3 separate regions of the Homo sapiens genome follow, and all the other regions are linked to region 3. A link is a contact called in ENCODE Hi-C or POLR2A ChIA-PET data. All regions are on one chromosome and are shown on one strand. The core of a region is the stretch at or near the end of the contact, and the rest is flanking DNA. Distances in the headings are between cores, read along the strand shown.

Region 1 (3,689 bases), core at 192-2,691, 720 kb before region 3:
GGGATAGAGGGAGGTTGGAGAAGAGAGTAAAAAGAGGCCGCTTACTGGATTTGAAATTGGTGAGATGTTTCTTGGGCTGGTGGTCTGAGGACCTGAGGTCGTAGGTGGATCTTTCTCATGGAGCAAAGAGCAGGAGGACAGGGGATTGATCTCCCAGGGGAGGTCCCCCGATCCGAGTCATGGCACCAAATTTCATGCACGTCCGTGTGAAGAGACCACCAAACAGGCTTTGTGTGAGCAATAAAGCTGTTCATTTCACCTGGGTGCAGGCGGGCTGAGTCCGAAAAGAGAGTCAGCGAAGGGAGATGGGTTGGGGCCGTTTTATAAGATTTGGGTAGGTAAAGGAAAATTATAGTCAAAGGGGTTGTTCTCTGGTGGGCAGGAGTGGGGGTCACAAGGTGCTCAGTAGGGGAGCTTTTGAGCCAGGATGAGCCAGGAGAAGGAATTTCACAAGATAATGTCATCCATTAAGCCAGGAACAGGCCATTTTCACTTCTTTTGTGGTGGAATGTCATCAGTTAAGGCAGGAACTGGCCATCTGGATGTGTACATGCAGGTTACGGGGGATATGATGGCTTAGCTTAGGCTCAGAGGCCTGACACCTACTGTTCCATATTCAGATGCTGATCTGTTCTTTATATGAAGTTGCTCCCAGGGTGTCAAAGTAAGGGAACCAGCTCCTGTAAAACTCAATCTGCAGATGATTCTCAAACACAAAACCCTTGCAAGTCTTCCTCTGCCAGCTCAGAGACAGTTACAGTTTCAGGAGAGCCATGTAGGATGATTCTTTGGTTTATCAGAAAATAGTTAAGCCATTTGTATTGATAGAGCAGGCATCATGCCAGTTGAAACATTCTTACACAACCCAGCCACTCTGGATGATTTGTACATCTTGGATCCAGGCACAATAAGCAGCTTAACTTGGAGCTGAGAAATGAAAACAAAGGATGTGGTCTCGCTGTGGCTCCCTGACCTCAGGGATCTGTATGGTTTCCATGATTATAAATTATCTAAGAAGAAGTTGAGTTCTAGGTCCAGAGAAATTATTCCGAGCAGCAGGAATATACTGACTAAACTGATGCACCAAAATGTCAGATAGTTCCTCTGGTTTTGTTTCTTTTTAAATGTTGTTGTTGTTAGGGTTATTTTTCCCTCCACAAGTCACTTTTTGGCTTGGCAAAAATGAACTGCAGACTGTAGAATATCAAGGAAGTGAGATCTGAGTCTTCCAGCTGTGTTGCTTTAAAGGATTCAATTAGAGCACAAATGAGCTCCACGCACATATTTGGGCAGTGCAAAGTTCACTCTCAGGGGGTGGGACCTTGCTAAAAGAACTCATTCTGCTTTGGCTGATAAGAAAATGTGCTTCCTGTTTCTCTTCAAGGACAAGAAACTTAAAGTAAAATTTTAGCCAGCATCAGAGAGCTATGACACTTTCACTTCCTAACTTGAGACTTAGGACTTGCTGTTTGAAAAGCTACATTTGAGAGAAAGAGCTCGAATCTTTGGCTTCTTCCATCTTGCTATGAAGAAAAGGAAAGAGATTTGTGGTCTCCATTCTCTCCCTGACACCAGACTAAAAGATTCCTTGGAATAATCAGAACTGAGAAATATATTATACTTTATTCACTTAACCCTAGATCAATTATATTACCTCTTTTCTTTCTTTCTTTCTTTCTTTCTTTCTTTCTTTCTTTCTTTCTTTCTTTCTTTCTCTCTCTTTCTTTCTTCTTTCTCTTAGTATTTTTTAAATAATTTATTATTATTATTATAATTTGAAACAGGGTCTCACTTTGTCACCCAGGCTGGAGTGCAGTGCCATAAGCCTAGCTCACTGTACCCTCAACCCTCTGGGATCAAGCAATCCTCCCACCTCCACCTCAGCCTCCTGAGTAGATGAGTAGCTGGGACTACACATGTGTGCCACCACACCCAGCTAATTTGTAAAAATTTTGTAGAGACAGGGTCACACTGTGTTGCTCAAGCTGGTCTCAAACTCCTGGAATCAAGCAATCCCCCCACCTCAGCCTCCCAAAGTGCTGGAATTACAAACATAAGCCACTGTACCTGGTCTGTGTTACCATTTTCATAGTAAAATATTTTTACCACAAAGCTAATTTATCACTAAATATACTCTGTTCTCTTATAATGAACATGTGTCATTCTTTTTGTATGCCCAGCATACATCTTGCTTTTTTTGTGTAAGGAATTTTCTACCTTATGAGTGTGGGTGGGAAACAGTGACCTCTTCTTGTAAATTTGTTTGAGTTCATTGTAGATTCTGGATATTAGCCCTTTGTCAGATGAGTAGGTTGCGAAAATTTTCTCCCATGTTGTAGGTTGCCTGTTCACTCTGATGGTAGTTTCTTTTGCTGTGCAGAAGCTCTTTAGTTTAATTAGATCCCATTTGTCAATTTTGTCTTTTGTTGCCATTGCTTTTGGTGTTTTGGACATGAAGTCCTTGCCCACGCCTATGTCCTGAATGGTAATGCCTAGGTTTTCTTCTAGGGTTTTTATGGTTTTAGGTTTAACGTTTAAATCTTTAATCCATCTTGAATTGATTTTTGTATAAGGTGTAAGGAAGGGATCCAGTTTCAGCTTTCTACATATGGCTAGCCAGTTTTCCCAGCACCATTTATTAAATAGGGAATCCTTTCCCCATTGCTTGTTTTTCTCAGGTTTGTCAAAGATCAGATAGTTGTAGATATGCGGCATTATTTCTGAGGGCTCTGTTCTGTTCCATTGATCTATATCTCTGTTTTGGTACCAGTACCATGCTGTTTGGGAAAAAAACAAACAACCCCATCAAAAAGTGGGCGAAGGACATGAACAGACACTTCTCAAAAGAAGACATTTATGCAGCCAAAAAACACATGAAGAAATGCTCATCATCACTGGCCATCAGAGAAATGCAAATCAAAACCACTATGAGATATCATCTCACACCAGTTAGAATGGCAATCATTAAAAAGTCAGGAAACAACAGGTGCTGGAGAGGATGCGGAGAAATAGGAACACTTTTACACTGTTGGTGGGACTGTAAACTAGTTCAACCATTGTGGAAGTCAGTGTGGCGATTCCTCAGGGATCTAGAACTAGAAATACCATTTGACCCAGCCATCCCATTACTGGGTATATACCCAAATGAGTATAAATCATGCTGCTATAAAGACACATGCACACGTATGTTTATTGCGGCACTATTCACAATAGCAAAGACTTGGAACCAACCCAAATGTCCAACAATGATAGACTGGATGAAGAAAATGTGGCACATATACACCATGGAATACTATGCAGCCATAAAAAATGATGAGTTCATATCCTTTGTAGGGACATGGATGAAATTGGAAACCATCATTCTCAGTAAACTATTGCAAGAACAAAAAACCAAACACCGCATATTCTCACTCATAGGTGGGAATTGAACAATGAGATCACATGGACACAGGAAGGGGAATATCACACTCTGGGGACTGTGGTGGGGTCGGGGGAGGGGGGAGGGATAGCATTGGGAGATATACCTAATGCTAGATGACACATTAGTGGGTGCAGCGCACCAGCATGGCACATGTATACATATGTAACTAACCTGCACAATGTGCACATGTACCCTAAAACTTAGAGTATAATAAAAAAAAAAAAAAAAAAAAAAAAAAAAAAAAAAAAACAGTGACCTCTTTCCATAA
Region 2 (3,291 bases), core at 105-2,604, 960 kb before region 3:
CAGAATCAGCACCAAGGGGACACAGAACATGGCCACGGTCGTGCACATGCTGTAGATGAAATAACTTCGCAGGTACTCGTCTGAGGTGGTGTCGTAACAGGTGATGGTTTTGTTTTTGCGGACCCCGGTACCTGAGTAGAAGAGGATGGGGGAGATCGCCACCACCACAATGAGCCACACCAGCACGCTGATACAGATCGCATTCTTCTTTTTGAGCCGGCCCAGGGACTTGAGGGGGTACACCACACCGCTGTACCGGTGGGCACTGATGCATGTCAGAAACAAGATGCTGCCATAGAGGTTCACATGAAAGATGAACCTCTGCAGTTTACACATGGCATCCCCGAAGATCCAGTCTGTTTTATTGAAGTAGTAGAAGATCAGGGCTGGCAGAGTCAGCACGTACAAGAAGTCGGCCAGAGCCAAATTGAACATGTACACGGAGATGCCGCTCCAGGGCTTCATGTGGAAGACGAACATCCAGATGGCCACGCTGTTGCCCAGGAAGCCGATGATGAATACCAAGATGTAGACAGCCGGCAGGTAGTAAAACTGGAAGCCCGTCTTGGTCAAGGCGCATTTGAACGACGAGGAGACGGCGGCAGTGGAGGCGACCGTGCTGTTCCCCCAGGACGAACCCGGACCGGCCAGGAAGGCAGCGTCCGTCCCGTTGGGGACAGCCGGCCACAGCACCTCGGTCATTCTCTCCTCCTCGACTTAGGCGGCGGCTCCGAGGGGTAGGAGGCGGCGAGAGGGCAGCGGCGGCCAGGGGCGCAGCAAGCATCGGAAAAGCCAGCGAGCGGAAGGGAGCAGGCGAACTGGATCCCCGCGGGAGGGGGCGCGCAGGGGCTCGCCCACGCCAGCTCTGGCCCCGCGTTCGCCGCGGGCCATGAAATCCGCCCCGGGCCGCCACCGAACTGGGCTATCGGGCAAGCCAGCAACTTCTCCGTCCGCTGGCAACGCCGAGCTTACACAACAGGGCGCGCAGGGAACCGCCGCGGATAACTTTCCGACTGCGCTTTCCCGAGGGGCCGCGGGTCCGCGCTGCAGAGCGCGCCAGAGGCGCAGCGAGGTCAAGGGAAACTCGCTCTGCAGGGCTCTAGCTTGGGGAGGCTGCTCCCCAGCCTCCTTGGCTCAAAGATCAACTTAATTGGGGGCATCTTCCTCCTCCCTACCTTAGAAACGTGCAGCTCAGTTTCGGGGCGTCTAACCGCTTCCTCCGCCCACCCTGAGCTCAGCTCCTGGCAGCCATCGGAGCGCGCGTGGCCGCAGACTCGTGCGCTTCTGCAGCGCGTCCCGTTCGGCGTCCGCGTAGTTCAGGAACCCCTTCCCCAGGCCCAGCTCTGTCCGGAGTGCCGGGGTTAGGCGGGAGAGCGGAGCTCCCTAGAGGGTGGGCGGAGTTTGGGCACCGGGGCGAGTCCGCACTCCGCGGGGAGGCGAGGGGCGTGCCTCCGCCGAGCTCGCCCAGCAGCCAGCCCGCGTCCTCCAGGGCGCAGTGGGAAGCAGGAGGCGTCTTCTGGGGAGCAGGTCTCCGCCGAGGCCGAGTGTGTTCAGCCTCTGCCGGCACGCTGCTACCGGAGTCGGCGGCGAGGGAGAGGGGTGCGCTCCAAGGTGGCTGCTGGCAGGCGATTGGCCCGCGAGCGCTCCTTCCCTCTTCCGCCAGCTATCTCGGCAAAGTGAAGTTGCTGACACACAGGAAACCCTTCCGACCGCTTAGAGCCTTCTGCCTACAACCCCAGAGCCGACCAGTCCGTAGCAGGAGCCTCTAGGGCCCTCGAGAACCACGCCAGGTGTTTTCAAGCTCCAAGCAGCCAGGAGTCCCTAGCTGGGAACGCCTGTCATTGCAGAGCGTCTAGCTTTGCCGGGACCGGATTTCTGGCACATGCAGGAACCTGCTATTCCAAGAGGGCGCGAGCCTCCAAAGGAATGAGGGTTGGGAGAGGAGTGGAGAACTCTGTTTCGCCCTTCTTACCTTTTTTTTTCTTTTTTTTAAATTCTAGTACTGTTTTTTCTTAATTACCCAAATGCTAATAAACCCACGTCATTAATAACATCAACGTGAGAATTTCCAAAATAGTCTTGTGAAGATATTACTAGTCCATATTGCACATTGCTTCAGCTCAAATTTGTCGTCATAGATACTTAACACCTATCAGACAAGACAAGCTCCCCAAATCCTCCTGTTCAGTACATTTAAAGATCAGAAGCTACAATGAAAAAAAAAAATTCGAAATTTATCCCTTTGAAAGTAATTTGAATGCCAAATGCAATACATTTATATTGATAGACGTAAAAGACGGTTATAATTCCAAAGTGACTAAGGTATGGTTTTGGTAGGGGGTGGCGGGGGGAGGGGGGTATTTCCAATTCTATTTCTTTAAGTTAAAGTGATTAGTTACAATTACCTCTAGTATCTTAAAAATACAGACTTGGGACTTCCTTAATTACTACATTTACTGACAAACTCGTTTTCTTGCCTTGAATGTAAATTTTAAGCAATGCACTTCAAAAATGTATTTGAGCAAGTTTAATTGGAAACTAAATGAAATATTAGCTGTTCAGGAACATATATAAATGGACCCGCACAAGAATGGAATCTAGCACTTCTTGACAAGTTACTAGTTAATGTATTTTTACATGACACATTAACAAAAGCTTTTCTCTTAGAGGAAAAAAAATCCAAAAAGAAAATATCTGTAAAATATATAACATCAAGATTTCTTTCTGGTCCCAGATGCTACATGATAGTGTTCCCTTAAAAAATAAAGGAAAACCACGAGCTCCTGGCTTTGATACCACAAAGGAAAATATCCCCCACAAGATCCAGATGGTTCTTTAGAGGAACACATATAGGAAGGAGCATATCTTAGCACATGGTATGAATACACTGGGTTTTGAATTGTAGTCAATTGAACAGCATAAAAATTAATAATAAAACAAGAGTAAATAATTCAAGTAAACAGTGTGAATGAGGTTGTCTTGAAAAGTCTTACTTTTTGTGTTTCCTTCCAATCTCCTGATTATATGAGTCTATGATTCTGAGCCTTAACATGAAACATTTGTGTATTGTTTGATTAGTATGGTCCTAGGTGGGATGATTGTCTATTAAGAGAGAAAAGGAAGCAAAGAAAACCATTAAGGGTTCCAGGGGTACTCAATAGGTCTTAAGTCCTCACTCCTTTGCATTTTTTATTTGCAACCTAGGCAATATCTGACTTCACTCAGAAGTTTGTTGCAAATGCATTAACTCATAATGTGAGTGTTTTGAAATGTACACTTAGTCCAGATACC
Region 3 (3,479 bases), core at 345-2,844:
TTTAGGAAATGGAAATAGTGATAAATAAATTGTAACTGATTTGGATGAATTATTTTGAATAGGTATTTTTTAAGAGCAGAAATTAAAGTGAAATCTTTAGTTTCCAGTCCAAAAATATATCTAAAACTGTTAGAATTATTGAACTAGAAGCAATATCTAATTTACTCACATAAGCAGACCAATAATACTTAACTTGAAAATGTTTTTTACTTTAAATATATTCAGCCTTTTGAAAATCTGCATTTTTGAAATTTACTTTAAAATATATATGTGATAGTTTCTTAGCTTTTTAATTGTTTGTTTTTATAGTCATCACAATTAAACAAATAACATTTGTAAAATGTTTACTTTTAAGTGCTACCTTAAGGCAAATTTACATGGTAACATGAGAATTTTTTTTAACAAATTACTTTTTTGATTACTAAATAATTTGAGCAAAAATATATATTCACACTGAAAAGATATAATAATTTAACATTTGTAACTTTATTTTTATGTATTCCATACATTACACCAGAAATTAAGGTATTAAAAAGTAATAGTATGGCACAAATTGTGTATTAACTTCTTTAAGAATACCACACACATTTTGAAAAGTTATGGAAGGTAGAATAGAAATGGTTTCTGCAATTTTTCATTTTTCCTAAGTAAATTAATTATTGGGTAATATCATTTTTACACACATAAATGTTAAATTTAATTTTTAGGATGCCTGAAAATTCCCCCAAATACATTATTTTCTAAACATAAAAATATTATGCCCCAGCACAGTGGCTCATGCCTGGAATCCCAACACTTGGAGAGGCCGAGATGAGTGGATCACCTGAGGTCAGGAGTTTGAGACCAACCTGACCAACATGGTGAAACTCCATCTCTACTAAAAAATCCAAAAAAAATAGCCGGGCGTGGTGGTGGGCGCTTGTAATCCTAGCTACTCTGCAGGCTGAGGCAGGAGAATTGCTTGAACCCCAGAGGCGGAGGTTGCAGTGAGCCAACACATGCTGTAAATGTGTCACTCTGGCACTCAGACACTCTAGCCTGGGTGACAAGAGTGAAACTCTGTCTTAAAAAAAAAAAAAAAAAAAAAAAATATATATATATATATATATATGTATGTATATGTGTGTGTGTGTGTGTGTGTGTGTGTGTGTGTATGTATCAAATACATGATTGTTTCAAATCATTTAGGAACTTTAATTTTTCCCCATAAGTAGTTATATTTATTTAGGTAAATCCAATTACTATTTTGTTGAAATATAAGTTGTTGAGATGTTAGCAAATATAATAAATCCTTTTACATAAAATAAAATTAGTATTTGACAACTAAAAGAAGACAGTTAATTTGTTGAAAAATAAACGTAGAGATAAAAATGACTTTTTTTTTTCAATTATTTTGCTGTTTTACATCTATTTATAAAGAATTAATTTAAACACTTAATACTGAAAACCTTAATTGCTCACAGGTCACCTTTAGAAGGAAATCTGGCCTTACTTTATACACTGAGAGGCACAATTTGCCATGTAGCTTACCATTCTGTTGGAAGACTTGATCCCTTGACAGGAACTCTGCCAGCAGCTGGATATAGCTTCTGACCCAGTGTTGTGCCACTGGACATGGTTATTACAGTGTCCTATTTGCATATCCTATTTGCATATCCTGCAGCCAAGATTAATAATTCAAAAGCCCAGGAATAATTTATTCAGTCAAACCTCCCAGTCAGAGATGTTCATGCAGAGGAATTTTTGTGAGGCTTTTATTTTCACATTCACATTTATTTTATTTTCACATGCAGTTTTGCAATTGAATGACAAAAAACAAGTAACTCATTTCACAGGAAACACATTTACCAAATAGATTTTTAGAAAAACACTGTTGAACTTATTTTATCCACTACCAAAGCAACAGAGAAGCATTCCTTATTTTCATTTTATTTGCATATTTACACAATAAGAAGTGGTAAATACTGCTTATATTGGGAATACAGTTGCCTCTGCTTTTCTTCTTTTTTAAAATTAATTTTCTTAGTGAATTCTGTATTGAGAATATAATAACGAAACCTCTGTTTTCAATAACTTTGAGGGAACTATAAAACTGAAATTTTAAAGGGAAACCTGGATATATGCTATGTTGGTGTACTAGCAAAAAGATACTAGAGCTTCAAGTTATTTTCCATTTTATTTTCTGTGCTTAAAATCAAGAAACACATAAAAGATACATCAGATAGCTAGGGATTAGGGAGAGAGATGCTAAGTAAAATAACCTTAATAGATGGCAATTTATATATCCCAATCAATGCTCTGAAAAACATCTGGAAGTACATTACCACCATTTCAGACAGGAAGCACACCTGGCTTTTTCCAAGCATTATATTAGGTTTAGATTCAAGTAAACACTCAGTCTTCTTGATGTGAAGCATAGGGATTATACTAAGAAAGCCCATAATTGTGCAGGCAGCAGTAATTCAATTTAAATGCTATGTAAGTTGAATATTGAGTTAGCAATGACAGGCAGAAGCCCAAAAAGAAGCTCTGTTACAGGCATCCTCCTAACTAAGCATTTCTCCTCACCAATATCTGACAGCTTAAAAACTCAGGAACTCAAAATATATGTATGTATATATACACATACATATATACATACATATGTGTCTATATTACACACTTTATATACATGTGTAAAATATATTTATACATGTATGAATATTTATGTATACAAACATGTGCATTTACATGAAATAAAAATATCTATAATTTGTTGAGTTCTTGTGATGTGGCAGGCAGGTATTACACTAAGTACCTTTATGCATCAAATGCATATAGTAATCCTCTGAGGTTGTTATTATTTAAGATTTTTCTCATTTTGCAGATTAAAAAGCTAAGGTTCAGAGAGGTCAATTAACTTTCTCAAGATTGCAGAATCAATAACGGGAGGGACCAGAGCTTAAGCCTATGTACTTGGATTCTAAAAGCACCGACTCTGATTCTTGACTGCCTACAGAATTGAATGACAATACCCTTGTGCACAACAAAGTCTAAGAATTAATAACAGGTATTTTTCAGTAATGCAATTCTTTTCTACTTTTAGAAGGAAGAAAGGTTAAAACATTATTTTTGTCTATATTTTTAAAAGGGCAAAAAGCATTTGAATAACCAATGCCAGGCTTGTTAATTTTAGACATAAATTAACATGAACCCCTTCCAAGAAACAAAGACAAATGGATGTATTTCACAGGTTTCTGCCACCATTCTGATGGAAGAAAAGAGTAATTCCCCCTTTGTGGGGTGGTGGGAGTTCCCGAGAGCTTCCTCTTTCTTCGTCCCACTTCCTGACTACCATCTCACTCTGGCTGCTAAGACAAAAATTGGTCTATGCTTCTCCTTTTTCATAGAACACGTCATCTAGACTGTAGCCTGGTAGCCTTGTTTCCCTCCCAAGTCCTACTTCCTGTTTCCTCCGAATGCTCTCAGTTGAGATACTA

The links. Hi-C counts contacts between places; a loop is a spot of excess contacts on that map. ChIA-PET counts read pairs that join two places held with the same protein, here RNA polymerase II (POLR2A). Pooled maps may share reads with other maps.
Region 1: a map with no recorded cell type shows a loop between it and region 3 (8-fold over the local background). The contact joins the enhancer-like site here to the promoter of SUCNR1 in region 3. A Hi-C loop is called at or near these places in 5 of 37 single-sample maps with no recorded cell type and 4 of 50 pooled maps.
Region 2: a loop to region 3 is called in a map with no recorded cell type, with 4 times the contacts of the local background. The contact joins the promoter of P2RY1 here to the promoter of SUCNR1 in region 3. A Hi-C loop is called at or near these places in 4 of 37 single-sample maps with no recorded cell type and 4 of 50 pooled maps. POLR2A ChIA-PET finds 5 or more read pairs at or near these places in 1 of 52 experiments (HEK293).

The regions. Positions count from the first base shown.
Region 1 is chr3:152,593,928-152,597,616 of GRCh38, reverse strand. No RefSeq gene overlaps it. Among named protein-coding and RNA genes, the nearest start is that of P2RY1, 240 kb to the left of the region's middle. RefSeq lists enhancers at 111-781, 1,145-1,244. Within about 2 kb of position 1,441, at least 18 of the 41 ENCODE cell types and tissues checked have a DNase peak (open chromatin) inside an H3K27ac peak, as active enhancers do.
Region 2 is chr3:152,833,194-152,836,484 of GRCh38, reverse strand. P2RY1 (purinergic receptor P2Y1) reads right to left here and starts at 1,354. Exons shown (of 1, transcript NM_002563.5): 1 at 1-1,354. The coding sequence starts at 702. RefSeq lists silencers at 391-685, 1,398-1,447 and an enhancer at 1,118-1,217.
Region 3 is chr3:151,871,758-151,875,236 of GRCh38, reverse strand. It overlaps SUCNR1 (succinate receptor 1), which reads right to left and starts at 1,594. Exons shown (of 3, transcript NM_033050.6): 1 at 1,531-1,594. All of the region lies in intron 1 of AADACL2-AS1 (AADACL2 antisense RNA 1), which reads left to right.